Linked DNA regions of Mus musculus: all the other regions are linked to region 3. A link is a loop called in an ENCODE intact Hi-C map of the cell type or tissue named here. Cell type or tissue: heart. All regions are shown on one strand. Links, peaks and the distances in the headings refer to the core of each region. The heading gives the core; the rest is flanking DNA. Region 1 holds the start of Trip11 (thyroid hormone receptor interactor 11). Region 2 overlaps Gm30198 (a long non-coding RNA gene). Region 3 holds the start of Ndufb1 (NADH:ubiquinone oxidoreductase subunit B1).

Evidence for each region. A loop is a pair of places that touch in the nucleus more often than their neighbours do. Peaks named below come from ENCODE experiments on the same cell type or tissue, not always from the same donor. Only the 100,000 strongest peaks of a DNase experiment are listed, where the experiment ranks them.
Region 1: a loop joins it to region 3, with 10 times the contacts of the local background. A loop is called at or near these places in 2 of 42 quality-filtered maps.
Region 2: a loop joins it to region 3, with 3 times the contacts of the local background. A loop is called at or near these places in 24 of 42 quality-filtered maps.

What each region holds. Positions count from the first base shown.
Region 1 is chr12:101,907,329-101,917,799 of GRCm38, forward strand. It overlaps Trip11 (thyroid hormone receptor interactor 11), which reads right to left and starts at 5,843. Exons shown (of 21, transcript NM_028446.1): 1 at 5,362-5,843. The coding sequence starts at 5,500. Gm20036 (predicted gene, 20036) reads left to right here and starts at 5,339. Exons shown (of 2, transcript NR_152255.1): 1 at 5,339-6,649; 2 at 7,267-8,325. In heart, for the core only: no CTCF peak of the experiment used is centred there; DNase peaks (open chromatin) are centred at 5,533 and 5,863; H3K4me3 peaks cover 2,414 bases; H3K27ac peaks cover 1,476 bases.
Region 2 is chr12:102,459,682-102,470,152 of GRCm38, forward strand. Gm30198 (a long non-coding RNA gene) reads left to right here. Exons shown (of 3, transcript XR_381856.1): 2 at 429-548; 3 at 7,481-8,195. Golga5 (golgi autoantigen, golgin subfamily a, 5) reads left to right here and starts at 9,453. Exons shown (of 13, transcript NM_001199004.1): 1 at 9,453-9,682. In heart, for the core only: a CTCF peak has its summit at 5,179 (motif pointing left); no DNase peak of the experiment used is centred there.
Region 3 is chr12:101,969,844-101,980,314 of GRCm38, forward strand. Ndufb1 (NADH:ubiquinone oxidoreductase subunit B1) reads right to left here and starts at 5,895. Exons shown (of 3, transcript NM_001378525.1): 1 at 5,817-5,895. Cpsf2 (cleavage and polyadenylation specific factor 2) reads left to right here and starts at 6,131. Exons shown (of 15, transcript NM_016856.3): 1 at 6,131-6,291. In heart, for the core only: no CTCF peak of the experiment used is centred there; DNase peaks (open chromatin) are centred at 5,878 and 6,148; H3K4me3 peaks cover 3,128 bases; H3K27ac peaks cover 2,751 bases.

The sequences.
Region 1 (10,471 bases), core at 2,744-7,743, 63 kb before region 3:
AAACAAAACAAAACAAAACAAAAAAAGGATGAACTCATTCTGACTTTGTTTTCATTTAAAGCAGTCAAAGGACTGAAAGATGCAGCTCAGATGGTACAATATCCACCTGCTGTGTGCAAAGTCCTGACTTAACCCCCACTACCAAAGAAGTAATGACTCAGTGAGGAGTCAAAGCCGAGTCAGGTAGAGGGAGGTGCATACCTGCAATCCCAGCACTTAAGAAACTGAAGAAGGACGAAAGGATGGACCATCTAGTGATTGCCATATCCAGGGATCCATCCCATAATCAGCTTCCAAACGCTGACACCATTGCATACACTAGCAAGATTTTGCTGAAAGGACCCAGATATAGCTGTCTCTTGTGAGACTATGCCGGGGCCTAGCAAACACAGAATTGGATGATCACAGTCAGCTATTGGATGGGTCACACGGCCCCCAATGGAGGAGCTAGAGAAAGTACCCAAGGAGCTAAAGGGATCTGCAACCCTGTAGGTGCAACAATATTATGAACTAACCAGTACCCCGGAGCTCTTGACTCTAGCTGCATATATATCAAAAGATGGCCTAGTCGGCCATCACTGGAAAGAGAGGCCCTTTGGACTTGCAAACTTTATATGCCCCAGTACAGGGGAATGCCAGGGCCAAAAAGGGGGAGTGGGTGGGTAGGGGATTGGGGGTGGGTGGGTATGGGGGACTTTTGGGATAGCATTGGAAATGTAAACAAGGAAAATACCTAATTAAAAAAAAAAAAAAGAAAGAAACTGAAGCAGGGGAGCTGAGATGGAAGCCAGCCTGAACTGTAGAGTTAATGTCTGTCTCAAGTAAGTGGATGGAAATTAAAAATAAATAAGTTAGTAAATATAGTCAGGGCCCAGAAATGCCAAAACGGTACCACTAATCCTGCTGGAAACTAGCATCTCCAGAGTTACATTCTTCTTCTTGTCTGCATCTGAACATTATAAAAACAGGGCAGGAGATAGAGCTATGTTAGTCCTGGCTTGAGAAGTAAACCAAAGGCCCAAGCTAGAGAGATGGCTCAGAAATTAAGACCTCTAGCTGTTCTTCCAGAGGCCCTGAGTTCTGTTCCCAGCACCCACATCAGGCAACTCACAATCACATATAACTTCAACTCCAGGTGTCCAATACTCTCTTCTGACCTCCAAGGGTACTGGCACATACATGTGGCAAACACACACACACACACTAGTCAAGTCTATTCAGAGAAAACAACAAACAAACCAACAAGAATGGTCTCCAGAGGTTCATACACTTGAATGTTTTGTCAGCAGGTGGTAGAACTGTCTGGGAAGGATGGAGGTGTGGCTTTGATGGAGAAGGAATGGTACTCCAGGCAAGTTTGGAGATTTCAAAAGCCCATGCCATTCCCAGTTAGCTCTCCTTCCTTCTACCTGGAGCTTGTGGACCAGATATAAGCTCTCAGCTACTGCTACCAGCAGCACACCTGACTGCCTGCTGCTATGCTCCCTGCTCTGATGTTCACAGACTCAAACCGTCTGGAACCATGAGCTCCCAAATTAAAAACTTTCTTTTATAATTTGCCTTGGTTATAGCATTTTGTTATAGCAACAGGAGAGTAACTAAGACACCCTCCTTCTACACCAAGGAAAAGGTCAAATCAGCATTCAATGTCATCAGTGCTAAAGCTGTTAGAATATAGAGCACTGGCAACCAACTCACCCCGTGTGGGGTCAGAACACTTGGAGGAAGTCTCTGACACATGAGCAGGGTTATATAGAAAACCTGGCTTCCAGGGAAAGGAGGGAGTGAAGACTTTCCATGGAGAGGCTTGGAGTGGTGGAAAACCCTAGCAGAGTTCTGTGTGACAGAAGCTTTGGGAACAGACTGCACTTGTACAACAGCAGACATGGAAACTCGTATGGCACCTAGAAAAGACAGTTTGAGTCTAGAGAGAACAGGTCTGTGACCTCCAAAACAAGAGGTTTGGCTTTTTTCCTGTAAATCAAGAAACTTTTAAGCAAATTTATTTTTAGACTGGAAGCACAAGAGAAAATGAATGAAGGACCAGACCCAAGAGAGTCAATCTGGGAGAGAGTGAGGGTCTGAGCTGGAGTAGCAGTTACAAAGGAAAAGGACAACTGTGACACAGGAGGGACACGTTCAGTGGCCAATTTGAAGTAGGCAAGAAAGACACAAAACAAAGATGACAAAGATTCCTAGCTCAGAAAAATCAGCAGCTACCCAAATCACTAGAGCTGAGACTATAAGCCAGGCTTGGTGTTCTGTGCCTTCAAGCTTAGCACTGCAAAGGCAGATGCAGGCAGGGCTACAGAGTTCAAAAAAAAAACAAACAAACCCAAAATTGATACTACATGAAAGTGAGGCAGGAGAAATGCTATTTGGGATCAACCTTGGGCTATACTGCAAGTACCAGGCCAGCCCAGGCTACAGATAAGACTTTGTTTCAAACAAAAAAAAAAAAAAAAAAGAAGGAAGGAAGGAAGGAAAGAAGGAAAGAAGGAGAGAGAAAGGAAAGGAAGGGAGGAAGAGAGGAAGGGAAGAAGGGAAGAAGAAAGAAAGAAAGAAAGAAAGAAAGAAAGAAAGAAAGAAAGAAAGAAAGAAAGGAAGCAAGCAAGAAAGAGGGAGGGGAGAGAGAGAGAGAGAGAGAGAGAGAGAGAGAAGAAAGGAAGGAAGGAATGGGGCCATCCACCTCAAAATTATTAATTCATGGGCTGGTGAGATGGCTCAGTGGATAAGAGCACCCGACTGCTCTTTCGAAGGTCAGGAGTTCAAATCCCAGCAACCACATGGTGGCTCACAACCATCCGTAACGAGATCTGACTCCCTCTTCTGGAGTGTCTGAAGACAGCTACAGTGTACTTACATATAATAAATAAATAAATCTTTAAAAAAAAAAAAAAAATTATTAATTCAGAATTCCTCCTGTCAAAAGGAAATGTAGGGACAAAGAGTGGAACAGAGACTGAAGGAAAGGCCATCCAGAGACTGCCCCACCTGTATGGGGATCCATCCCATATACAGACACCAAACTCAGACACTACTGCAGATGCCAAGAAATGCTTGCTGACAAGAGCCTGATGTGGCTGCCGCCTCCTGAGAGGCTCTGCCAGAGCCTGACAAATAGAGGCGAGGCAGATGCTCGAAACCAATCATTGAACTGAGCATGGGGTCCCCAATGGAGGAGTTAGAGAAAGGACCGAAGGAGTTAAAGGGGTTTGCAATCCCATAGGAAGAACAAAAATATCAACCAACCAGACCCCCACCCCAAAGCTCCCAAGGATTAAACGACCAACCAAAGAGTTCACATGAAGGGACCCATAGCTCCAGCCACATATGTAGCATAGGATGGCCTTGTCGGGCACCAATGGGAGGAGAGGCCTTTGGTTCTATGAAGGCTCAATGCCCCAGTGTAAGGGAATGCCAGGACAGAGAGGTGGGAGAGGGGGAGCCGGGGGGTGGGGCACCCTCATAGAAACAGGGGGAGGGGGAATGGATAGGGGGTTTCTGGAGGGGAAACCGGGAAAGGGGATAACATTTAAAATGTAAATAAAATAGTCAATAAAAAAAAAAAAAAAGAAAAATGGTGAGTTCTATTTGTTTAAGAGTGCAGGAAGCTCTCTGGTGAGGAGAACAAAATAAACTCTTTATCAGGTTAGTTGGTAACTATTTTCCAGTTTAAGGTCAAAGAAATACCAGATAGTTCCTATCTATAATACAGTGAGAATCTAGTCTTTCCCATAGCTATCAGCCCTTTTCTGCTTTTAAAGTCCCATGGCTCTTTACTGGACACATGAAGGCCTCTTGTTCTCATTGTCCTAAGTCATGAACCTTACCAATCAACAGAAGCCCAAGAAGTAAGACAGGTTTGGGGAGTGATCCAGTTTTCCTTCTAAATATAATGACTTTTTCTATCAAACCATTTTACTCTATTTCCATCCAATACGCACAGCTAATAAATCATGATGAAAAAACAGGAGTTGGGAGTATAATTCAGTGGAGTGTGCTTACCATGCATGAGGCCTTGGGTTCAATCTCTAGCTAGTCTTTCCCACAGATTAAACCAGAACAGTAAGCTGTTCATTTATAAAGAAATAAGACTGTCCTAGCGTGGTGGTACTCACTTGTAATGCCGGCACTGAGAGGCAGGGGCAGGAAGACTGGCAGCTCCAGGACACCCTAATCTACACTGCAAACCTTGACTAAAACTTTAAAAGTATATATTATTATTATTGTATTATGATATGGATGTGTGTCTGTGCACAATTTGGGTGCCTACTGCCTGCTGAGGCCTAAAGGTGACACCCGAGTCTCTGAAAACAGAATGAAGTTGTGAGCTAGCTACCTGCCACTGGGTGCTGGGAATAGAACCTGGGTTCTCTGAGAGGGCAGCCAGTGCTCTTAGAGGCTGGATCTCCTCACTTCCTTGCTTAACAAATGTCAAGAAATCGGAAGAGTAATTAACCTAACCACTGATTACAATCGAATTCTAGGTCACTATTCATTAGGACGGCAAGATGATGACTTCAAAAATAAGGGAAGGAGCCTGGCCAGGTGAATGGGTGAGTAAAGGTGTTTGTCGTTCAAGCAAAGTAAAAGGAATTCCATCCTCAAATTCCACCTAAAGGGGAAAAGAGAACTCCACAATGTTGTCTACTGGCCTCCACACACGGGCGATGAGGTAGACACTCATGCATATGTGCATCATTTACACACACACACACACACACAGAGAGACAGACAGACAGACAGACAGAGACACCACAATATTTTTCAAGTTTTAAAGTGAGTAAAGGTAGGTAAGATTCTCAAAAGATAAAGTTCTCCAAAAGTATGGGAGAATGTGCCATCCTACACAAAACTACGTTTTCAGCTGCAAAGTGTCTTCAAGATGAGCAAAATTAGAAAACAATTGAATAGAAAAACAGCCCTATTCCCCTAACAACGTGCTAAAGCCAGATCAAGTGTTTAATCTTGAGTAATTAATGTTACAAAGTATTTGGGGGGAAGGAGGGCAATTGCCATACTTTAGTTGTCATACTAAAGGAATAGGATCAAAGTGAGATCAGCCCCCAAACTATGGGCGAAGTAAGTAATAGGCATGGGCCACCCAAATAACCCTATTCGGCATAGAAACAGCAGGTCCACTTCGCTGAGCTATCCAGCGTATTCAATGAGGGGAGAGGTCCAGAATTCTCCACCGTGGTCCTGAAGGCTGGAAAAGCGGCTACGGAGGTAAAGGGAGGAGAGCAGAGAAAAAAGCGTGGAGTGACTCCTTCGGGACCCGTCCGCGTCTGCCGACCGACCGGACCCGGAACCAAGTGGATCCCAACCGAGCCCCACCGCCCTCGCTCCAGCTGTTACCTGGCACATCCTCCGTGCCCTCCAACAGCATATCCTTCGTGAAGTTCGAAATCTGGCCAGTGAGGGAAGCCAGGCTGCCCCCTACTTGACCGAGAGACTGGCCCAAGCCGGAGCCGAGGCCCCCGAGCCAGGACGACATCGCTGCGGGTGGACACGTCCTCTCCAAATGTCCCTGGACGCCGAAGCTGGTGCGGATCCAGACGCTGAGGACTCGCAGGACACGGCACTCCCACCAACGGCCGCGTCAGAAAGCCGAGGCCCGGCCTGACGCTTCACCAAGGGTTCGCCGTTGTGGACACCGTGGGCCCCGCGAGGCCTCTGCTCATTCCCACGGCTTCCCGCCGTGCGGCTGCACTACTTCTTTCTCAGCTTTACTGACTTTCCTCAGTTTCGTGGGCCAGTCCTGCCAACTCAACGCCGGCCGCCATGACACTGCCGGGAAAGCGGCAGTGACCATAGAGAAGCTTCGCGATAGCGTAGAAGGGCCGCTGCCAGAGGCGTCCCGGGCGCGAAGGACCGTGGGATCGCGGAGGACCAAGTAAATGGGCCAGCCAGATCCGTGACTTCCGCGTAACCTGCGGAACTTTAGGTGGAGACCGAAAAGGCAGTGGCGGCGGCGGTGGCTCTTCCCACCTGCGCAGCTGCTTTTGTTTGTAAGAGGAAGTAACCCTTGACAGTGCCTTCTGATCCTGTCTACAAGAGCTATTGCATCGCTAGGATTCGATAGGGTCGTCCCACCCCACAGGGAAGCAACCTCAATCCATCTGCATTACTCTATTATCCAGCGTCTGCGGATATAAGAGCATCCGTGCCAGAGGGTTGGAAACGAGGCTACAAAGCTGAAAAAGCGGGTTGCAATTCAAATGTCCAGGCAGAAAACCCTTGTTTTGGTGTTTGTTTTCAGTTACCATGCACTTAAAGGATTGTGGGATCCCATGACCGCCTCTCAAATGATCCCTCTCTGAATAATTTTCACCAGATATCTATTTGAATTTAGGGGTTGCCTCCGAGGGTTTTTCAGCTTCCGTGTCCCAGAACAAGGAATTGGACAGAGACACGTGGCTAGTAGTAAGGAAGACAAGAAAATGAAGAAAAGACACACACCCAAGAGAAGCAGCAGGCCAGAACACTGTCATTGGGGGTGGGGTTGACGAGCTACACTTTCAGCTTGAATGATGGAGAATTTTTGGTGCTGAAGATCAAATCCAGAGACTTGTACAGGCATTGAGGCTTTTCGGCTTAGCCACATCCTCAGCCCTTGTTTGAGATAGGCTCTCCTATAATCCAGGTTGGTTTTGAACTGATGACCCTTCTGCTTCTACCTCATGAGTACTGGATTACAAGAATGTACCATCATGCCCAATACAGTGTTTTTAAGTGTAGTATATATAGTCGTCAAATGATTTAACATGTCTACTGTTAATTCTGGGCACTAGGGAATGTTAGGGAGAAAGTAAAACAGGGTAAGGTAAGGAGAGTATGGGCATGCCACAGTAGGTTGAGCCCTGGGGATGTAGAAAATGGCTGAGGACTCCACAATAAGATAATCTTGCATAGAGACTTGAAATGAGCAAGTGAGAGATACAGCTATGGGGGGGGGGCGCTCCCATATAGCTTATCTAGACAATAAGACATAACTGAGTATAATAAAGTCCCTTTGGCTGGAGGCCCCTGGCAATTTTGAGAATTTATAAGAAGGCAAGGATGGCTTAAGAATGAATTGGGGAATATTTGTAAGTATGGACCCAGAAGGCATGAAGAAGTTGAGTCCCAAGGGCCCAGTAGCCCATGAACAGGACTCTGGCTTTTATTCCGTCTAGAATGATGAGTGATGAGTGACATGAATTTAGTTGGGTTCATGAATGACTGAAAAGTTTAGCAACTGTAATCTCCTTTTTTCTGTAGGTATAAATCCTCTAAAGCTCCGTGTCTGCTGGAACATGGTCCAAGAATGAAATCCTGTGAGAATTCTGGGTGCTTAGGAGAAAACTCTAAGACAAGACCAGAATCTCATGACCTTATAGGGGAATTTTAATCCAACACCATGGGTGCTCTGACAAGGGATCACATCCAAAGATCTTCTAAGCCCACAGGAACTGGGCAGAATACAGAAAAACCCTGGAATACAGTATGGTCTGGCTGGAATACAGACACACCCTTAGTACACACCTCTAATCCCTAACATGAAGATAAGGCAAGTTTGTAGAAGGAAGCAGCCTTGTTTGAAAGTGATGTCTAATTAAGGGACAATGTGACGAACCAGAGAAAGATTTGACAGAATGAGTCAGAGATAGGATACATCCAACTCACAGAACAGCAGAGGAAAGAGGCTACGAGAGAGAGAGAGACAGAGACACAGAGACTGAGACAGGGAGACAGGTGTGTGTGGAGATTTTACCAGGATGGTTTTACAGAAACAGGTTAGACACAAGTGATGACAGAAGGAGCCAGAGAATGAGAAGGAGCCAGAAGATTAGAACATGTTGCCAAAGTGAAGTATAAAGCCAAGCAGAGCAATTCAGTCAGAAACCAAGAGAAGACTGAATCAGTCAGCTTGGAAGATTAGATTGTACGCAGAGGCTTGAAGCTTCCTAGCCTAGGCCTAGGGATAGAACAGGCAAACACTCTGGGCTCAGCCCAAGCCCTGTATTCACACAGCTTGGCTACAGCTCTCATGTCATCCCTTCATCTGAAGAAATGAGTGACATTTACATGACCTCAGCTTCCTCAAAACCCCTGAACTGGAATGTGCTTATGTGTGCCTCCCAGGTGTAGTGCATTGAGTGAATTTACTTCAGATTATTCATTGCAACTGGCTGTTGGTATTTATTTAAAAGCCTCTATGGGAAAAACACATGTTCTTGCATGGTGCTTGCCCTTGTGATTGACTGTACACTTTGCTCATGTGCCTCTTAATCTTCATAGTATGATGTCTGAAGACCGGAATAAAGTTGTCTATTGCGTGAGATTTTAGTCTGCCTCATTTTACAGCTCCATTCTCCAGGCCTCACCACTTCTAGAGCAGTAAACACACGTCGATAAAGTCACAATGTGCTACAAAATCAATGGAGTTAATGAAGAAGATGCAAATGTAAGATTTGCACCATTTTTTAGGACAAATGAATGATAACATTTGGGCTAACATCTAAATAAGTGCTTCTCAACCCTCTTAATGCTGCAGCCTTTTACTACAGTTCCTCATGTTCCTCATGTTGTGGTGTAATGTTGCTACTGTTAGGAATCTGGCTAGAACCATAATGTAAATATCTGATATGAAAGATATGTGATATCCAATCCCAAAGGGGTTGAGAACCGCCCCCCCCATTCTAAAACTTCATTCAGGGTTTTTTTTTTTTTTTATAGCCCAAGATCCTTAATGTTATACCCCGATAAGTAGTATGCTATCGTGAATGTACTTCAAAAAAAAAAAAATAGGAGATCATGAGAGGAGACTGTCAAAAACTGGGCTGAAGAGATAGCTCAGTTAAGCAACATGCTTGCTTCACAGACATGAGGACCTAAGTCTGACTACCACATCCACATAAAAAAGGTAAGTCATGTAGCATAAGTATGTGCCACGCTGCTGGAGAGACAGGAAGGGCACTGGGGCTTGTTGACCAACCAAGCAAGCCTAACTGGTAAACTCTAGGTCAGTGAGATACCCTGCCTCAAAAAAGAAGTATGGCTTTCCTGAAGAGAGCACCTGAAGTTGTCTTCTGACTGCCACATGAACACACATACACGCACACAAACATGAATATACATGCATTAAAAAAAATTATCAGGGGCTGAAGAGATGGCTCAGCAGCTAAGAGCACTGACTGCTCTTCCGAAGGTCCTGAGTTCAAATCCCAGCAACCACATGGTGGCTCACAACCAACCCTAATGAGATCTGACCCCCTCCTCTGGGGTGTCTGAAGACAGCTACAGTGTGCTTACATATAATAAATAAATAATTTTTAAAAATTTATCAGAGCCCAGACATAGTGGTGCATGCCTTTACTCCTAGCACTCAGGAGGCAGATGGATCTCTGTGAGCCCCAGGCCAGCCTGGTCTACATACAAGCTCAAAGCTATCCGGAGTAACATGATGAGATGTTGTTTCAAAGTGAGATGTCTCAAAATAAGTTGTCAGAAATTAGTCATTATTGAAATTAGGTTATGAGTATACAGTTGTTAATCATACCAGTCTTGTTTTTATAGATGCCTGGTTTTTTCTAGTAAGTTTAAAAAACAAATGCACTTAACATTTGAGTTTAAAATACTGTTCTAGATTGCTCTTCTGTTGCTGTGATAAGCACTATGCCAAAAGCAAGTTGGAGGAGGAAAGGGTTTATTTCATCTTGTTAACTCTCAGGTCACTATCTATCACTGAGGAAAGGCTGGGCAGTAACTCAAGCCAGGAACTGAAGCAGACATCATGGAGGAATGCTGCTTACAAGCTCACACCCAGGTTCATAATCAGCCACCTTTCTTTATGGTACAGGCCCACCTGCCTAGGGATGGCACCACCCACAACAGGGAAGGAAGCTCATCTTTCTGCACCAAGTAATTTTTTAAAAAAGCCTCAACAGACATGTCCACAGCCCACTCTGTTTGAGGGACTTCTTCAATTGAGGTTCCCTCTTCCTAGGCAGTCCAAGTTGACAGTTAAGATTAACCATCACAGACAACTTTCCCTTTTCTTGCCAAACACCCCCAATAGCTAGACTGAGCCAAGTATCTCATCACTCAGGAAGTAGCAAGACCAACACAGCACAATTAAACCCAACACATCAGGAAGAAGCACCATGCCTCAGAAAAATACTGCCATCTGCACCACCTCCACCTTGCTATGTTGCCTGAGCTTACCACCTAAACCAGGCTGGCCTCACACTCTAGACGGCTACCTATCTCTGCCCTCTGAGTTCTAGCAATAGACACGAGCCACCCACCACCCCAAGTATTTTCTCATTAATACTATACAAACTACCCATTTCCCTTATGAAAAATAGATGGATATTTTTGTATTTTCTATGTCCCTACTCTCTTTCCTTCTAGGTTCTAAATAGTGTTATTTTTATTATGATGAATGAGAAGTCATCAATGCAGAACTTGATGTGGTCTGAGT
Region 2 (10,471 bases), core at 2,069-7,068, 490 kb after region 3:
GGACATTCCTATAGCTTAGACTTTAATTACTGCCAAAGGCCCATGTGTTAAAGCTTGGTCCCCCATATGGCTGGAAGGCTGTGGAATGTTCAGGAAGCAGGGGGCCTGTCAGGAGATCTGTGAGTCCTTCTGGGTATGTCTTCAGAGATTACGGCACTCTGGCCTCGTCCTTTTGCTTCTGCTCCACCAATGGTTTAAGTGGATCTACTCCATTAATTACGCCCCCATGGCTGCCTCAATACAGGCCCAAGGCTACAGAACCAGCTGGTCAAGATCAGAACCTCCAACCCATGAGCCAAATGAAGCTTTTAACTTTCTAAGTAGACAGTCTTGGATCCGTATTATAGAATTGAAGAACTGATTTTTTTCTTTTTCCTTCTTCCTTTCTTTTTTGTTTTGCCCTGGGTGTCCTGGGACTCACTCTGTAGACCTCCACCAGCCTCTACCTTCCAAGTGCTGGGATTGAAGGTGTGCTCCCGGGCTACCAGAGTTCAAAGTCTGAGTAAGTGGCTGAGAGAGACAAGCAAAGCGACAGCTTTGATCAAGGGGTAAGTATCACAAAGGAGGCTCGAGGAATGTGAATGAGGCAACCAGGCAGAAGTCTAAAAATGTGTTCAAGAGGAGAGAGCTGTATGAGTCAGGGTTCTCTAGAGTCACACAATTTATAGAATGAATCTATACACATAAAGTGAATTCATGGGAATCGCTTACAGTCTGCAGTCCAACTAACCCCACAGTGGGCAGCTGTGAATGGGAAGTCTAAGAATCTAGTAGCTGCTCAGCCCAGGAGGCTGGGTGTCTCAGCTGGCCGTCTGTATAAGCTGGAATCCTGAAGAAGTAGGTTTCAACAGATGTGCTGGCAAAGTGTGTGCAAACAGGCAAAGAACAAACCCTTCTTTTTTCCATTGTCCTTATGTAGGTCTCCAGCAAAAGGTATGGTCCAGATCAAAGGTGAGGCTCAGATCTGACTTAAAGGTCTGCGTTGATCTGGATTAAGAGCATAGGTCATCCCACCTTAAGACCTGGATCAAAAGATTGTGTCTTCCCGCCTCAAGATCCAGGTCACAGGTGTGCTCTCCATTTCTGGACCGTAATTCATTCCAGATATAGTCAAGTTGACCACCAAGTATTGCTGCCAAGCTATCACAAGGGCCAAACTTATTTTTCTAAGAAACTGACTCTAGCAATAACTAGCCCATTCCTACCGTTAAAAACAAAAACAAAAACAAAAACAAAACACTAACCCATTAGTTCTTCCCCATGACCTAATTACTTACTTTTGTTTTGAGATAGGGCCTCTCCTACCTAACCCAGGCTGTTCTTGAGCTCCTAATCCTCTCGCTTCAGCTCTCCAAGCTATATGATTACAGATATAGATACCTAATGGTTTCTTAAAGGTCCCACCCAAATCTCAACATTGTTGCACTGGGGATTAAATCTCCAGCACACAAATCAGAGACACAAACAAACAATGCCAGAGCACGTCTAAGAGTTTTCCTCAGGGGCTCAGTGGCAGAAGCACTCATCTCTCAGGGCAGTTTAGCTTCCAGAGAAACAGCAGAATCACCGTCACATTTGGAGGCACGTCCATACTTGCCAGGAAACAAAAAAAAAAAAAAAAAAAGTCTTTTGTAGACATATACTCTGTGGTCTGTGAACAAGAGAATGGAGAAATGCCTATTTTACCTGGCAAGCCAGATGGAAGGCACAGATTTTTTTAAGTACCCAGTGCCCTCTGCTGTTGGAAGCTAAAAATGCACAAAGAAATCAATTTCATTTTTTAAAAGCATTATTTTTATTTGTGCGTGTATGAATGTGCATGTGCATACGTACGTGTGTGTGTGTGTGTGTGTGTGTGTGTGTGTGTCCATGTCCACAGAGGCTAGAAGAAGGTACCTGATCCCCTGGAGCTGGAATTATAGGTAGTTGTGAGTTGTCCAGTGTGGGTGCTGGGAACTGAACTCTGGTCCTTTGGAAGAGCAGAAAGTGCTCTTAACTGCTGACCTGTCTCCCCAGCTCCTTCAATTTTAATTTTTTGACATTAGGTAGACCAAGGAAGTAGAACTACAGAACCAAACTGTAAGCACACAGGACTCTCAAAAGTGAGAGTAACCGAGAGCCTCCAGGGACAGAGTGGAAGAGGATGACTAATAAGGGCTGTGGAGATTCAGAGAGATGGAGCTGAGGGGCAAGTGCTCCCTCTGACCTCTGTGGAGTCACGGAGCAGACCTGTGACAGTTTTACTTCCACGGGACTTGGTATTCCTGCTTTTGGCCATCGCTCTAGTGACCCTGCAGGATGCTAAAGCTTTTTTTTTTCTGGAATTTTAAATTTTCACATCTCTGATGTCTAATAATTTTACATACTTTCACATGTGCTTTTGACAGATTGGATGTTTTCTCTTTGAAGTGCTGATTTAAGACATTAGTCAGTTCTCGTTGGGAGGACTTGGTATGCTCTAGGGGTCCTGGCCTGTTTCATTTTCCCTGCCTGTTAAAAAAATTAAAAAGCAGAGAAAACCTGAAGCACATCAGGTAGCAAGAGAGAAATCTCACACACTGCAGACAGAATCAGAGGTTTATAAAAGCTATTTGTGGGGCTGGAGAGGTGGCTCAGGGGGTAAGAGCACTGACTGCCCTTCCAGAGGTCCTGAGTTCAATACCCAGCACCCGCAACCATCTGTAATGGGATCCGATGCCCCCGATGCCCTCTTCTGGGGAGTGTGAAGACAGAACATTCATGATGTTAGGAGGTAGTTGCCTGAGTTCAGCCATCTCAAGGAACAAGGTCCACCTGGCTGGCAGGATCAAAGCTGAGTTCACGTTCTCAGGCCCCGCAAACCAACTCCTGTCCTGCTTCCTCAGATGGCTCATGCTTGTCTGTTAACCAGCAAAGGATGGTGAGAGGGAAGACGCTGTTATTCTGTTACCTAAACCAAGACACACAAGTCTCAATCGATTAGGTGCCCTTAGAAGAGAGTGGCCTTTTCAGTTCCCAAGCTTCCCGTCTGCTTTGCTAAGGGTCTTTTGCTCTGTGTGTCTTCTGCATGTGTCTGTCTCCTTCCCCCCAGTAAATATCTTTCCTTTTTAAAACATTCATTTATCCTATATAATATTTTTGGGTTCAGGATAGAAGCCAAGAAAACTCACCAGAAGCTTAAAAATTAAAGTTTTATTTTCTGTCCGTGCAAGGAGACAGTCAGTTCGGGATCTGAACAAAATTCCCAAAGGGAGATTGTACCACATTTTTATGGGATGGGAAAGCGAAGCAAGGGCCATGGGGTGGCCCATTCCTTTGTTCCCTTATCCGTCTGAATCCCAGGTCTCCTGGGTCAGTTGATTGCGTTCCTTTGTTCTTTTATCACTCTAGATTCCGGGTCAGAGTCCCAGAGGGGACGTGACTCCAAAAGCTGACTCAAGGACCCTGAAATCAAGTGACCTGGATAAGACCCAGTCACCAAGGATAACTTCCTTCCTTAACCCCTTGAGTCAAAATATGATTGACCAAGCAACTGCCCACCTCATGGCCCTTGCTTCTCTTTCCCAACCCATAAAAATGTGGTACAATCTTCCTTTGGGGTATTTACTGGGGGTAAGGAGACAGGCACATGAAGAACACACACAGAGCAAAAGACCCTTTGCAAAACAGACAGGAAGCTTGGGAGCTGAAAAGGCCACTCTATTCTAGGGGCTTTTTTTTTTTAGATTTATTTATTTATTTCATGTATGTGGGTACACTGTCACTGTCTTCAGACACACCAGAAGAGGGCATTAGACCCCCAATACAGATGGTTGTGAGCCTCCGTGTGGTTGCTGGGAATTGAACTCAGGACCTCTGGAAGAGCAGTCAGTGCTCTTAACCAAGCCTCTGTAGAGTTTCCCCCCCTCAATTTAGGGTTGGTCAGTTTGAAGAAAACTATGTTGATTGGCCCAGAACTGTGGTGTGACATGTCCTGTTCTAGTCTTGAACTCCTTGAGACTGTCTATCAGTGGGGAGCCTGTAAGTGGAGACAAAGGTTGCTGGGCTTTGTCTCAAGTCTCAAGGTTGAGGAAGAAGCTGAGCATCTTTGAGATTTCCACCTTTATTACCTGGCCATGGTCCCTCTCTCCATTTGTCTGCCTACCAGGAGTCTGTCGAACTCCTAGTCTCTCAGATGGTTCCTGTTTTCAATTATTGACTGGCACACGTGGCATCTCAGATGTACACACCATGACAAGTTCCTCCTGATAGTTGGCTTTTCTTTCATTCATCTTATTTTTGCCTTCCATCTGAGCTCTTACTAGGCAGGTCATCGTTGGTGAATTCAAGGCCGGCTTGGTCTGCATAGCAGGAATATACAGTGAGGCCATGTCCCCAAATCAATTATTTAATCCTTAAGTTTTAAAAGTTCAACTTTAGGGCAAAAGAGATGGTTCAGTGGGTCAGAGCACTTGCTGTTCCTAGAGTGTACATGAAGGGGTGTAGCAAGGAAACTGCCCTCATGACTGCTCCCTTATTAGGAGGTCTTACGGTGATTAAGAGAGAAAATATCCAGAGGCATCGGAAGCAGAGAGAAAAGAAAGCAGACTGGACATGGTCAGAGCTAAGAAAGCGAGAGAGCAGGAGGGAAGTGTGGACAAAGGGAGTCAGCAATAGATAGGAATAGAGCAAGAGGGCAGCAAGGATGGGGGTAAGAGAGTGAGAGGGAGGGCATAACATGGGGAGAGGGAGGGGAGAGAGAGAGAAAGAGAGAGAGAGAGAATAGCAAGAGTCAGAGCAGAAATAAAGAAATGTGAACAAGTCACACAGATTACAGGAAGAATGAGAAGCTGGGTGGAGGGAAGGACAGGATGCTCCTGTGGTCTTTTGAGCTGTATCACAGGTACTAGTGATACCGGGGGGAGTCTGGAGGCCAGCATGGGCTTCTGTATGCTGATTGATGCCACAGGTATCTAGAAGTAAGGAGAAAGATTCCTTCCTGGAAGATGGGAACAGGTTTCACAGGTTCCTGAGAAATGCTGGGGGTTTTTTTCTAACAGCCAGAAATCTCTATATAGTCCTGATTGAGCTCACTTCTAGATATATGGTCTACCTAAGACAGAGACAGAGGTTTGGTTCCAACACGCACATCAAAACGGCTCACAAGCATCCTTAACTCTAGTTAGTTCTAATGGATACAGCACCCTCTTCTGGCCTCTGTGGGCACGTGCACACATGTGGTAAACAGACATACACTCTCAGTTACACACATTGCACATTAAAACAAACAAACAAATAAATAAATAATCTATGTTTTTTAAGGTCCAAGTTATAATTCTTTTGGAGTTCGTTGTTTTTTATTCTTTTTAATTTTGTCTTAACCTGGATAAAGGTGCTTTGTCAACCTCAAGATCACAGAAAGATGCTCCTTTCGGTTTATCTGTAGAAGACTTAGAATTTTTAGTTTTCATATTTTGCCATATCATGGCAAGTGGACCGAAAAGGGGGCATAGCTGACACGGGGTCTCTCCGTGTAGCCTTGGCTGTCCTGAAACTCACTCTGTAGTTCAAGGCTGGCCTTGAACTCATTAGCCTTTGCCTTTCAAGAGCTAGAATTAAAGGCATGTGTCACCACTGCCCAGCAAGATCCAACATTTCTTAAGAGATAGGATTGATAGACAACATGCATGTGTGTGTGTGTGTATGTGTGTATGTGTATGTGTGTGTGATCACATGCATGTTATTGCACTCAAGGTAAGGGGACAACTTTTATGAGTTGGTTCTTTCCCTCCACCTTTGTGGCTCCTGAAGATTTAATGCAGGTTTCTAAGATTGGCAACAAGTGTTCTTTAGCCACTGAACCATCTTGTTAGCTCTGGACACCATTTTTGAAGGACATTCTTGTTACTATTTATATGGGTCTTTCTTTCTTTCTTTCTTTCTTCCTTCCTTCCTTCCTTCCTTCCTTCCTTTCTCTCTCTCTCTCTTTCTTTCTTTCTTCCTTCCTTCCTTCCTTCCTTCCTTCCTTTCTCTCTCTCTCTTTCTTTCTTTCTTTCTTTCTTTCTTTCTTTCTTTCTTTCCTCCTCCTCCTCCTTCTCCTCCTCCTCCTCCTTCTTCTTCTTCTTCTTCTTCTTCTTCTTCTTCTTCTTCTTCTTCTTTTTCTTCTTCTTTTGTTTTTTTTTTTGAGACAGGGTTTCTCTGTCCTGAATTCACTCTATAGACCAGGCTGGCCCAGAACTCACAGAGATCCACCTGCCTCTGCTTCCTGAGTGCTGGGATTAAAGGCATGTGCCACCACCACCTCTAGAAATCAAATTTTGGACTATGTCTTTCTGCCCTTCAGTGTTCACATACATTATCCCACTGCTGTAGCCCACCATGTCTGATCAGAAGTCAGCACTCATCTTTCCTCTCCCCTAGGCAATGAGTCACTTTCACTTTTAATATTTTCTTTTTTACAATTAATTGGTTTTTATGTGTATGAGTACTTTGCCAATATGCATGTCCCTACAACACAACCCATGTGTTCCTGGTGCCTTAGATGCCAGAAGAAGGCATCAGATCCCCTAAGCCTGTAGTTACTGTTATGAGCTGTCATGTAGGTGCTGGGAATTGAACCTGCACCCTTTGGAAGAATAACCAGTGCTCTTAACCACTAAGCAATTTCTCCAGCCTCACCTTTATAATTTTTTTCTCCATCTTTCATGTACACAAGTGGAATTCTGTATTTATTTTCTTCAGAGATGACTGGGTTTCTTGGATATACATATTAATGTTTTCATCAAACTTGGGGAGTTTGGGACTATTATTTTCTGTGATATTTTCCTCTCCATCACTCTCTCCTTTTAGATGGGGACATCTTTATTAACTTCTCTGTCCCTTGCTGTGATCAAATAGCTGACAAGAAGCAACTCAAGGGAAGAGTTTATTTTGCTCAACGTTTCATGACCTGTATCCATTTGAGGGGTTCTGTTGCTGTGGTAAACACCACAACCAAAGGCAACTTGGGAGGAAAGTGTTTGTTTCAGCTGACAGGTTACAGTCTCGTGTATCCCAGGCTGGCCTTGAACTTGTCACGTAGCTGAACATGTCTATGATTTCTTATCCTTTGTCCTCAATCTCCCAAGTGGTAGGATTATAGGCATACACCATCAGGCCCAAATTATGCAGTGTTTGTGATCAAACTCAGTGCTTCATACCTATAACTCAAGCACACTATCATCTGAGCTACAGCCCCAGTCCTCAAAATACTTTTTGGCAGCCTGTCCACGGCCAATATTTTCATTGAGGAAGATTTGATTCTGTCTCAACTTCTTACAGCAAGAGAAAAATAACTTGTTTGCATTTACACCTTACTGCATTTTGTGCTTTATCTGTAAAATAGGGTGATGTATTAGGTTTCATTAGTTAGGCTGTGGAAAAGCCAGTCTTAAATCTCACTAGCCCGTAACTGCAAAGAACTATTTCTAACTGACCACATGTTAGATGTGGACTATTTACTGCTTCATTTTCTTCCTTTCAGGACTCAGTCTAGCAGAATAACCCTAGCTTGGAGCTGCTCTCTCTCAAGAAGAAAAAGAACTGGAGGAAACACACCATTGCCTAACTCTGAACGTTTAGGCTTGTATATAGTTAGGCCTGTCTACATTCCAGCAGTGAATGGTAGATCATATGATCAAACTGTCATCAGTGGAGCTGGAAAGGATATCTCCATCTTGGGATGTAGGACAGTCACCTAGCAACCACTGATGATAAATAGCCCTTAACAGGAAGAACAGCTTAGTTAGAATTAGTTGAGAACTGCAATGCCAGTTACCACACAATAAGAGCAAGACACTCCTTACGGCATTGTGAGAATGGAGCCGCTCAAGGATCCTGAAACTGTTCTCCACTTAAGAAGGGCTCTAAGATCACAGCAACAGTGATTTTCGGCTTCTGCTGGGAGTTAGTCTCACTACTGAGTTGGATTAAACCTGACTTAATAGGAAGAAAATGGCTTGTAGTTATTCCCCATATTCAATGCAGAGACAATAAAAATTTGAGTCTAGGGGCACAGACTTTGGAGTGAGATGGACACCTCCCTTTTAAGGACAGATAATATTGGAACCAGATTATTTAACATCTCTGAGTCTTAGTTTCCTCAATGCCCAAACGCACTTACTTGAGAATTTACCATAGGCTTTTCAGTTGGCGAAATTAGCCTGGTCCTGTTTACCCAGTAGATGTAGCCTTCAGTGAATTATTGAACACAGATTTTCTTTTTAAAAACCCATTTCAAAAAGTCTGTGAGCTGTATGCAAAATATAACTATAGCACTATTGAATAATAGTCTCAGTTCAAGTTATCTTTTCTACAAGGAACCCTCACAAACTGACTTATTTTCCTACCTCGGGATACTTCTCCCTGTTTCTCTTGGTTTACAAAAGGCTCTGAACTATTGTTGATTCATTAGTTTAGGCAAAATCCATCTCTGTCACTTGAAAGCAGGTTCTTTTTAAAAAATTGTATTCTTTTATTTTTTTTCTTATACTATTTTATGTATTTACATTCCAAATGTTGCCCCCCTTACTGGTCCCCCCTTCCCGAGTTCTTCACCCCATCCCTTTAAATTGTATTCTTTTTTTCTTTTAAAGATTTATTTCATTTATATGAGTACACTGTAGCTGCCCTCAGGCACACCAGGAGAGGGCACCAGATCCCATCCCATTACAGTTGGTTGTGAGCCATTGACCTCAGGACCTCTGGAAGAGCAAGCAGCCAGTGCTCTTAACCACTGAGCCACCTCTCCAGCCCTTGTATTTTTTTTTTAATTGGATATTTTTTTTGTTTACATTTCAAATGTTATCCCCTTTCCCAGTTTTTTTAAAATTAGGTATTTTTCTCATTTACATTTCCAATGCTATCCCAAAAAGTCCCCCATACCCTCCCACCCACTCCCACTTTTTGGCCCTGGCGTTCCCTTGTACTGGGCATATAAAGTTTGCAAGTCCAATGGGCCTCTCTTTCCAGTGATGGCCGACTAGGCCATCTTTTGATACATATGCAGCTAGAGTCAAGAGCTCCGGGGTACTGTTAGTTCATAATGTTGTTCCACAGCCCTTGTATTTTTAATTTGTGTGTGTGTGTGTGTGTGTGTGTGTGTGTGTGTGTGCTTTGTGAATGAACTCAGAACTCAGAACTCAGGCCGTTAGTCCTGGCTATTTATCTATGTACTCTATTTACTGAACCATCCCACAGGCCCAGGGATTAGACAGTTCCAGTCTCTGCCTCGAAATCCTCACGTGTAAAACTTTTGAAAGGGAGGAGGAGCTCAGAGGCCTGGGCCGGCTCATGCCCCGCCCAGTTTGGCTTGGGCCCGCCCCTGTGGTGCTCGGGACCCTGCCCCCCGTTGTGGGCGTGCTCCGCAATGTTGTGGAGGCCGCGTGCCGGCGGCGTTACGTCACACGCACGCTGGCGCGGCACCCGGTTCGGCGGCAGACGGAAGGGGGCGTGGCCTGGCGCTAGGGCCCCGCGGCCGCCGGCGCCGCCGCCTGAGTGACCTGCTAGGCGGCCGGCGGCGCTCAGCTTCCGGCCACTCAGGCAGCTCGTTGGCCACTCTGTTTTGAGGTCCTCGCCGCCCTTCCACGTCTCCCGGAAGAGCTAGCCGGCAGGTCCGGGAGCAGCGGGCTGCTGTGGCGGCCCGGGCGGGCGACGAGGCCGCGGTGCTGCCGCTCGGCGTCCTCAGGTGAGGCGCGACCAGGCCGCGGGCGGGACGGCTTGGCCTGCGGGACCCGGTCTCCGCCTTTCCCGAGCGCTGTCGTGCTCGTCTTCGCTCAGGGACAAGGAAGGGGATGCCAGAGCCCCGTAGCCTCCGGATACCGAGGCTGACCCGCCCTCCACCCCGACTCTGCTCTGGGGACCCAGTACGATGTGTTCTCGCCTCTCGGGGACCCGTGGTCACACCGCCGGGCCTGACCCCTGACCCCCGCCTCTGTGTGACATCTGACCTTCCCGGTGGCTTTGCACCACGGGAAGTCCCCTCTTGGAGTCTGTCACTGAGATAAGAGCTCAGGTTTAGTGTCTACGATCCACGTGAAAGATATGTTTTAAAGCCCCGTTAACTTTCAGATGGGAGGCAAGACATTAATTGTCTTCAGGCTTTTTTTTATTAGGAGAGCTACTTTTCTCTCGCTCATCACTAATTTTTACATCGAGCTTGTGTAACGTTTTATAAGTCAGAAGGCATGTTACATTCCTTTTTCATTTGGTTTCTCATAAATTGAAATACACACTTAAATGGGTTTCCTAAAGAGTGTGTTGAAACAGTTAACTTCCGACGAGGTTAGAGCGGAGAGGTTAAAAGGTGGGTTTACCTCTAGGTTGACCTAGATTCCAGTGTCTGAGGTGCCATCGAAGTTCCAGGATCTTTCTAAGCCATATCCATCTTTATTTGTTTCTAAAGGACTTTACAGTTTGCCATATAATGTAGCTGAGCATTATGTTACTATATTATTTTTATTATTTTATTTTTATA
Region 3 (10,471 bases), core at 3,688-8,687:
GTTAATAAGTACACTTTGGTTTGGAGATTATTTATTTATTATTTATTTATAGACAGCTTGATTTGACTACAGCTATATTCTGGAACCACAATGTGGTTGAGGCTGACCTCGAACCTTCAGCAGAAGCTCCTGGCTGCCTTCCTAGTACTCAGATTACAAGTGAAAACCACCGCACCTGGCTTAAAACAAGCCATCTTTTAAACTGCATCTGAAATAGGAAGCTAGCTGTGGACATGAGGCTTGTTAAAAGCCTCTTTAGGTTTGCTTGGCATCAGAAAGTAATTAAAACCTAACTAAAACCTGGCAGTGGTGGCGCACACCTTTAATCCCAGCACTCCGGATGCAGAGACAGGAAGATCTCTGAGTTTGAGGCCAGCCTGGTCTACAGATTGAATTCCAGGACAGCCAGAGCTACACAGAGAAATTCTGTGTCAAAAAACAAAACAAACAAAAATTCATTAAGATTAGATGATAATGGTTACTATAAAATTCTCTGTTCTCGGGGCAGTGTGATGGCTTTTTGGATGAAGGCACTTATTGCCAAGTCTGACTGAGTTTGCTTTCCAGAACCCACATACATGACTGAGGCAGAGAACCACTCCCACAGGTTGTACGCTGACCCTCATGTTTGCATGCACATACGCGCGCGCGCGCGCGCGCACACACACACACACACACACACACACAACATAATAAAAAATTATACTGCATTGCACTATTTATGAAATCTTATTTCTTACTTCATCAGTGATTTGATATGCTGTAGAACCAAGAAATGGAAATTTTTAAATTTACCTACAAAAACAGAATTTGTACTTTGCATTACTTCAGAACTTTCATATGTGTAATCTATTTGCAGATGTTCTCATGCAATGCAAATTTAATATTTTAGTAGTGGACTTTTTAAGTAAAGAAAAATTTATTGAAAATTATTTTCTGTAGGATAAAAACATTGAAAAGAACACAATATCACAAGATTCAAAAATTACTATAAAAGAAAAAGGGAAAGAGAATGTATAGATTGGGTACTAGATACTAAGTTATCATATTTCTATATAGAATGTGGAGTAACTTTTATCATCCTCATTTTATACGGATACGAACTTGTGGCTGAAGAGATAGATGGCTTAGTGGTTAAGGCATTTGTTCTTTCAGAGGACGTAGATCTGTTCTCAGTACTTACACACAGTTCACAACCATCCATAACTTTAATTCCTGAGGACCCCAAGACTTCTAACTTCCAAGGGCAGCAGGCTCAAATGTGGTGTACATACACATACATCCATGCAGTCAAAACAGGCATACACATAAAATGCATTTAAAAAGCAACAGCTTAACTCAAATAGCTATTGATTGCAAGCTGCTGTTAAAATTCAGGTCTCTCACAACGCCACCTGTATCACAGCACACTTCCCCTCCTTTTGAGACATTTCTGGTGCTTTTTACCTTTTTTTTTTTAAGATTTATTTATTTCATGTATATGAGTACACTGTAGCTGTCTTCAGACACACCAGAAGAGGGCATTGGATCCTATTATAGATGGCAAGGAAGTAAAAAATAGCAACTGTGTACTGAGTTCAATAAAAACATCACCAATTTCCTGTTACGATTTGTATACACAGATGAGAAACAAAACCACATCCACATGTGAATGAATATGTCACATACAGTGGTTGAGAGGACATGTCAACCTTAGGAGAAGCAACACACTACTGCCAGCAAGAGTGCTTAGCTTAATCTGTGCTCATAGATCACATTCTTGCTCTACCTGAGCGGGTCCATATACTAACACAGTTCTAATTATTTCTCAAATTTTTAAGAATCTAGTTCCTAAAGTCAGTGTTAGACTATAACCATTAAGTTAAAAGTTGCAGTTACTATAAAGTTCATATTATGTAATACTCCACATAGCAAACTTCTGTTTGAACATCACCTATCTCTAAAAATTATTATGTAGTACACGAAGAGATAAATATATACTTACAATTTAGTCATCTGTTAGTTATGTTGTAGTCTGTTGCCTAGTTACGGCTGGAATTCTCAACCTTAACTACACATCAGTACCACCTGGGAAGCCCTTTTTAAACTGGAGAATCTGGCTTTACCTCCAAGATGAGGCTGGACTAACAGAACCATTACTACTAGAATTCTGAGAGATTGGTTTGACCTGGCTCTGTTCAGGAGAGAGATGAGTTAGGACTATGGGGCTCTTGCCACACATAGGCCCTTCCAGACACTACAACTCACCCACTGATTTGAATACAAATGCTTCTTGGAGATTTAAACGTAAGTAAAGCCAATCTTACTTCATTTCCTATAAGACAGTTGTTCTCTTCCCTTTTATTAAGTAGCATCACTTAAAGTATTTCTTGACATGTTAACCAAGAGCTCACCAAGTGATCTGATTACCTTTATAATCTTGAGCCAGTCAAGTGTGGAGATGGTAAAGGAAGTTACTTTTAATAGCACTCAACTCTAAAATACTTACTAGTCAATGTCTGTGTTCAGGAGACTGTGTTGGAGTTTGGCAAACTCAGTGGCCACCTACACTTTCTGCCCTTATTGCAAACTTAAGGGCCAGAAAGATGACTCAGCAAGTAAAGGCAAGGCCATCAAGTCTAAGGACCCACACTTGATTCCTAGCACTCACATGATGGAAGGAGAGCTGACACTTGAGAGCTGTCTGCTACCCTCTGCACCAGCAAGTGTGCTGTGGCGTGAAAATTCATGCACGCCAGGCGGTGGTAGGGCACACCTTTAATCCCAGTACTTGGGAGGCAGAGGCAGGCGGATTTCTGAGTTCGAGGCCAGCCTGGTCTACAGAGTGAGTTCCAGGACAGCCAGGGCTACACAGAGAAACCCTGTCTTGAAAAAAAACAAAAAACAAAAAAGAAAATGCATGCCCAAACACACAAATGTTTAAAAAAAAAAAAAAAAAGTCCTTAGCTTCCTTGTTTATACAGCTGTTAAGACAGCATTTTTGCACTAACAAGTACTTGAGGATTCCCAGCTCATAGCAGTTTAAAATAAGCTCACAGCTACCTGTAGGCTATGAGTCATTACTATTGGCATAGATGGGTTTGGTCTGGTTTTACTTAGAAAAGAAGAAAAGAGGGAAGCCTTATGGGCCTCTTGCCACACATGGACTTCTACAGACTGGAGGTATAATGACAATGGTACTAAGAAACAGATGCTTCACAGAATTCACAGCCATCATGAAGGAGTATCATCCATAGGAGAAACCCTTAGTCCCAGAGAGGCACCTCATATTTCAGTAGCTCCTCAACTGGCTTGGGAAGCAATGCAGTGAACATCATCTACAGAGATGTCTTTCTGCAAGGACATGAGCAGGGAGGGCAAAAGTGGACATCTGTGAGTCAGAATGATTCACCAGAAAATGGGTAAGAGGGGAACTAGAGCGAGGGTCTTGGTCATGGACCTAAATCCATAGAGCTTCATCTAGTGAGGACCAGGACAAGCTGCACTTCAGGTTTGGTGTGGGTGAGCTAAGAATGTTACCAATAGGACAGGGCCAACTAACTGCTTAAGGACTATACTCCTGGCGGGTGCTTATGAGAGCACATATTAATAGTCTCTTTTATTAACGTTTTGTACGTGTGTGTGTGTGTGTGTGTGTGTGTGTGTGTGTGTGTGCACGCGCGCGTGCCTGTGCATATGCGTACAGGAACCCAAGATGGCCAAAGGTATCACAGCCCTTTGGAACTGGAGTTGTGAGCCACCCAACATGTGAGCTGTGAGTGGAGAGCTGGGAACCAAACTCAGATCCTCTGGAAAGGCAGCAAGCACTGTGAACCCCTGAGCCCAGCCATCTCTCTAGCTCTAGGTGCCTTTCTGCATGTGGGGCCATAAGAAGAATTTTGTTTTTATTTCAGAAATAAAATATAGCATTATTGCTTTGCTTTTCAAGAGTGTTTCTTTGTAGCCCTGGCTGTCCTGGATCTCACAGGAATCTGCTTGCTTCTGCCTCCCCTGTGCACCACTGCCTGGTACTGTGGTATTTTTAAAAAAAGAATTGGGAGGCTGGGCAGTGGTGGTGCACTAAGAAGGCAGAAGCAGGAGGATCTCTGAGTTCAAGGCCAGCCTGGGCTACACAGAGAAACTGTGTCAAGAAAAAGAGGGGGGGGGAGGCAGACAGAAGGGGGTGAGAGAAGGAGGGAAGCAGCCTTGGCTTTGAAAAGCACACACCGTATCAGAGCCACACACTCTGTCTTGTCATTTATTTTTATTTTATTTTATTTTTTTAATTTTATTTTTTGGTTTTTCGAGACAGGATTTCTCTGTATAGCCCTGGCTGTCCTGGAACTCACTTTGTAGACCAGGCTGGCCTCGAACTCAGAAATCCGCCTGCCTCTGCCTCCCGAGTGCTGGGATTAAAGGCGTGTGCCACCATGCCCGGCTTGGTCATTTATTTTTTTAATATTAAAGTGATCCAATTTTTTTTTTTTTTTTGGGCAAGCTTTTAACAAGAACTGAATCTTTTGTTTGTTTGTTTTGTATTTGTTTTTTGAGACAGTCTTACTGTGAAGCTCTGGCTTACTATCCCTCTGCCTCATCCTCAAAAGTAGTTGGAGTTACAGATGTAGGCCACATGGACGAGGCGTTTCTGCGTCATAGCTAATTCATATACTCCTCACCACAGACTGCAGATTTAAGTAACCATGTCTCAAGATTGGGGCTTTTTTTTTTTTTCAGATGAAGAAATCCAAATTTAGTTGTGGCAAAGTAACTTGCTTTAAGTATAGGGTAAAGAGTCAGGATTAGCATAGTCCCCAGACAATCTGTATCCTGATCAGGCTTAAGCTCTTTTGTTCTACTCTCTCTCCTGTGTACGGAGGTAAACAGTTAAATAACTCCTCCTCTCTTTTCTTCTTTGCAGAGCCTCTCTCTCTCTCTCTCTCTCTCTCTCTCTCTCTCTCTCTCTCTCTCTCCATGTGTGTGTGTGTGAGACTTTTTAAAAACAAAAAACAACTAACCCCACATCCCACATATTTCTTAATATTTTTCTCTAACACAAGGTATTTCCCTTAAATACCACCTGCCTCTGCTTTCCAAGTGCTGGGATTAAAGTTTCTTTCCCTTTTCAAGAATAACAGACACTGCTGTGAGTCTTATTTTGCTGAGTCTTCTATCTGGATTCATGCTGGAAACATGTAGACTTTTTTTGTTGTTTTGTTTTTCAAGACAGGGGTTCTCTTTAAAGCCCTGGCTGCCCTGGAACTCACTCTGTAGACCAGCCTGGCCTTGAACTCAGAAATCCACCTGCCTCTGCTTTCCAAGTGCTGGGATTAAAGGCATGCGCCACCACCACTGCAGGCACATGTAGACTTTTTAAGAGATAATACCTTGTGTTGGACTGGACCCCACAGTTCTTTATAATTATTACAAAGTGTCACCTAAGATATGGAATGGATGGAGCAAAACCGAAACCGTTGAGATCATAACACGGACTGGAAACCAAGCAGAAAGCCTTGTTTTTAAAAGGCAAATGGCTACGTGCGGGTTTCACAATCAGGAGAGTTGGACGAGGAGACAGACGCCTGGGCGACCGCGCCCCGCTTCTGGATAGGAGCTGCATTCCCTATTGTGGGCTCAAGAGTCGGATCCTTGAGAACCCTTCCGAGTCCCCCGAGAGCCAGGCCATCAGATCGTCCCCAGAGCAGTCTTTGTAAAAGGCGTGGGGCGGGCAGCGCGCAGGGGTCACCGAAGGCGACCCTGTTTCCCCTCCATGCGAGCGTTCCCCAGAACCCTCCCGCCCGCATCACCACCACGGGTGGCGCCGGGGTCCCCAGACCCACCTTCAGCCTGGTGACAAGGCGACCAAGGACAGCCGCAGGGAGCTAGGCCACTGGCGCCGGCGGAAGCCGTGACCTAAGGAGCTGCCACTCGCCGCGCCAGCCCTGATGAGAGGGGGTGGCGTCGGCAAACCGGCGCTTCTCTCTCCCTTCTCACGCGCGAATCCCGTACATCTTAAGCTGTGAATGATCGCGACACGTTTTGAATAAGACGTGGATCCAGGCTGACAAGGTTTGCGAGCTTTTGCGCTGTCCTCTTCCCTGACCCGGTTCGTCACCACCCCTACAGATGGTGTCGCCCGGGTCGTCCCCGCCTCAGCCGCTCTGCTCAGGCCCAAGATGGCGGCCACCACACAGGGGCTCCTGCCGGCTGCTCTCCGCCGCTGAGCGCGCGCTAGCTCTGCTCGCTCTCCGACCTGCGTTCCACTAGGGGTTGGGAAGGGCGGCGGACGGTGCCGGGGGGAGATTGGCCTGGCAGGTGAGGACGGGAGACGGAAAGGAGCCTTCGGGTTGGGAGGAGGCCCTCAAGGGGATGGGTTCCCGCGTCGGCCCGGTGTCGCCCGGACGCGCTCCCGCGGTTTCGGTTGTGACAGTCTCCGTGGTTCCTGGAACAAGCGTTCCGCAAGGGGGAAGAGAAGTGACTTTTCCCCGGGCTGAAACCTCGGGGTGTTGGGGCGCGCCTATGCTTCCTCCTTGCCCTCCCTCCTGTCTAGTTCCTCTGAGCTTTCATCAGCTGGAGCTAAAAGTTAATCCGCGTCCAGCCTGGGCTCTTTCCCCTTGTACCGCCGTACTCCCCAAGCCTCCCCATCTCTGCCTTTCCCATCTTGGGCTCAGAGAACACGAGGCCAGCAGGTGCCTTCGTAGCTCCTTAATTCCAAAGACCCTTGAGAGGCTCATGCCACGCCTTGATAGAATTAACTTCTCTCGGCGCTACCACAATCACCACGTTTCCCAAGATCCCATTCCTAGTTTCCTTGCTTACGTACTTTTCAGGAAACCAGAAGTCAGGCCATATCCAGCCCCAGTACTCTGGCCCCTGTGACAAGGAGAACTTAAGCATCATCTATGCCTACTTTTCTACCCTTTAATTTTACGATTCCTTTGCCCCTTTCAAAGCCTTTCTTTACCTGAACGATTAAAGAGAGACTTCTCCCACTGTGAGCCCCAGGACTAGTCCAGATCCGTCTTTGCGTATTTCTCATTAGTTGACCTCAGCGTGAACGATCATTCTTGAGAAAGCAAGTATCTGGTATATATTCGAGATGAAGCAGAGGTAGTCGAAGTCACTGCCCTGGGGGAATTCCCGATATGGTGGGTTCAGTGCGTTCAGCACATTTATTTCTATTGCTTCGAGCACTGTGCTTGGTTTGGGAGATGCAAAGATGATCGCTTTTGGACACAATCATCATCCCTTGGCAAACACTCCTCCTGCCTCCTTTGTGCTAAGTAATGAAGCTTTACCTGGGGACAATGAAAAGCTTGCACCTGAGCCAGATCAAGAGGAATTTGCTAAGCCTGGGAGAACAAAGTTATTCCTGGGTGCAGAAGAGGGATTAAAAACTTGAGAAGGCTGAGCACTGTTGGGGAGATTTTTAACAAATCAAAAACTGGAAGAGTGGTTGGTGCAGACTGAAGGTGCAGATTAGGTCGGCTTGTGAGTGGTCTTGGAGCTTGTCTTGCATTTAGTCAGCAGGAAGCTGGTGCACACTTGGCAGGGAGTGGGCAGGAGGTATTTATGTCTTAGGATGATCTGGCATATAAGGCTATGCAGGACCAACCTGAGATAAGAAAACTAGATGCAGTGTCAGCCATTCAGGTAAGGCAACAAGAACCTTCGCTGAGGCAGGAGAAGAACCACCTGAAGAAATGAAGCAAATGCCACCTACATAGGGTTCCACCTGTGACTGCCAGTTTACTGGTAGTGGGTGAATGGTTTTTAGTCTGCGAAACTTGATGGTTGGTAATACCATTGAAATCGGTCTGAGACATGGACATAAAAAGAGGGTGGTGCCAACTTTGCTCTTACGCAGTGGCAAAACCACAACGTTCCCCAGCCCAAAGCATTATTTGGGAGTCTAGACCTCTGCTATTACAGTGGCCACATGCAGTATTGAGCGCTTGAAATGAGGTTGGCTTGAATGGGAATGAACTGGAAAGTACACGCCGAACACAGTGCAAAAACCCTGGAAACTGACTCATTAAATGACGACCTGCTGAAGTGATGATTTGACACCGTTAAAACACCAGGCCTTACCTCTTTTTGCTGTAAATGTGGCTGGGAAATTTTTAAATTACATCTGTGGCTCACATTAGTCTAGACTAATAATGGAAGAAGGATGAGAAAGGAGGAAACTTTGAGCCAGACCTTGAGAGAATAGTAAACTGGTTTCAGGCAGCTCCTGCTTCCTCCTCACCTCGCTCCCTGTAAAAACATTCAGTTACTTGTTTTTACTTGTTTTTATTTTTCCCTCTTAGGGCAGTAGATACCTTTAAAGGTTGTTTTGTGTGTGTGTGTGTGTGTGTGTGTGTGTGTGTAGGCACACATCTACCACAGCAGACAAATGAAGGCCACAGAGACAGCTTGGTGGAGTGGGCACTCTTCTTCCATCACGTGGGTGCAGAGGATTGAACTCAGGGTTAAGTTAACCACTGAGCATCTTGCCAGCCCTTCCTTCAAAGACTTGAACAAGGGATAGTGTTTGCAGGGATGTTTTAGATTATTCTGGCAGGAGTGTTTCCACTGAGATAAAGAGGGGGAAAGCTGCCGAGAATGAAATGGCGAAACCCAAATGTAAGGTAATGAGGCCTGCCATTCAGGTATCGGCAGTAAGAACAGATGGGAGATAGTATACGTGCAAGGTGTTCTGAGGGAGAAGCAATCAGGAATTGATAGGAGATGGTCCCAGAAAATAAAGGGAAGACTTTCAGCCTTGGTTACTTGACTAATAACCCATTAATTGATAAGGAATTAAAAAAGACATTTGAGACAAAAAAAAATTTTAGTCTTAGCATCAGTGAAGTGGAGAGGTGTTTTGAGTGTAAATGAGCAATTTCCCCTTTTCTATGTTTGTGTTTTTTCTGTTGGTGTTCAGTCATGCACATCTGCCTATTTTCCATCAGCACAGTTGCCTGTATTATGCCTTCTTCCTACTTTTTTTTAAGGCATTTTTTGCCTTCTTCCTACTTAAAAAAATGAATTTTTAAATGCCTCTGCATCGCCTACAGAACTAGGTCCAGGGTATCCAGGGCCCTTCTGCAGGGCCTCTGCTGCTCACTTGGTCAGTCTGTCTGTCTGTCTTTCTATGGAAGCATGCCAGGCTGAATTTTTCACTGATACCTCCTAGCTTTGTGGGTTTCGTCTTAGCTGATGTTATTCCAGTCTTTTGAATGTTTTCTCTCCTTCTGCCCTGACTGTATAAATCTTTAATAAGTAATCTTAGTTCCTTCAATAACAGAAGCACTTGAGAATTTTTAAGATTCACTTACTGAGTAGTGTATATATAAGCAGATTATAACCAATTTGGCCCATAATTACTTATGTTTTATCCCTTTTGTAAATTTAACTCCTTACAATTTATGTATCTCTTTTCTTTTAGATTTTTTTATTTTATGCATATGAGTTTTTGCTTGTATTGTTGTAGTTCGTCAAAAGACCCTCACTCACAAGGACCGCAGAGACCACCATTGCTGTAACCGCATGAGGATTTTTATTATTCCAACATGTTGGGGATTCCCCTCTTAGCACGCAGGCCAGAGGAGAGACCCAGAACAAAAAAAAAAAAAAAAAAAAAAACACACACACACACACTTGTCATAACTTTGTAAGGGCCGGATATAGGCACCAGGGTAGTTTGACTTATTTTAATTGGTGTAGTCAATAACCTTTTTAGACATTGGTTGGTTTGTATACGGTGACTCTCATTTTGTCTGTCCTTGAGGTTTTTAGTGTGAGGCGGGGCAGGGGCATTGTTAATCTTGTTTTGGAAGCTTAGTCATTTTGACGGTTAAAACTATGTTTCTATGTTTGTTTAGTCAGCCAGCTTCTTTATCTGGCTCTGTACTTGGCCTGCTAGGACAGTCTGGAAAGTCCTTTTGAAGGGGGAAGGTACTAGGTGGTCTTGAATTCATTTTTGATATTACAGTATGTATACATGTGTAACACATACATGTTTGGTGCCTTTGGAGTCTAGGGCTTTGGATCCCCAGGAACTGAAGTTATAGATGATTGTGAACCACCATGTAGAGACTGGGAAGTGAACCCAGGTCCTCTATAAAAAAAGCAGGTGCTCTTAACCTCTGAGTCCTTTCTCCCACCCCGTTTTTTAAAATGGAACCTATAGGGCCAGGCATAATTGTACATGCCTGGAATCCTAGCATTTTAGAGGCTGAGGCAGGAGGTTAAAGAATCTGAGGCCATTTGTGCTATATTGTCAGCCAAAAGGACTTCACAGTGAAAACTTGTCTAAAAAAGCAAGCACTTCTTCTGTTGCTCATGATGCCTTAGAGAAAGACAGAAATTAAAACACCAAAGTTATAGCTGGAAGTATATTGTTGTATTTGTTTAGCTGTGTTACTGGGATCTTACACTTTCTCCCTTCCAGTCCTCTTCCACCCTAGTCCCTTCCAACGCCTTCCCCCACCTCCACCCCCAAACACTA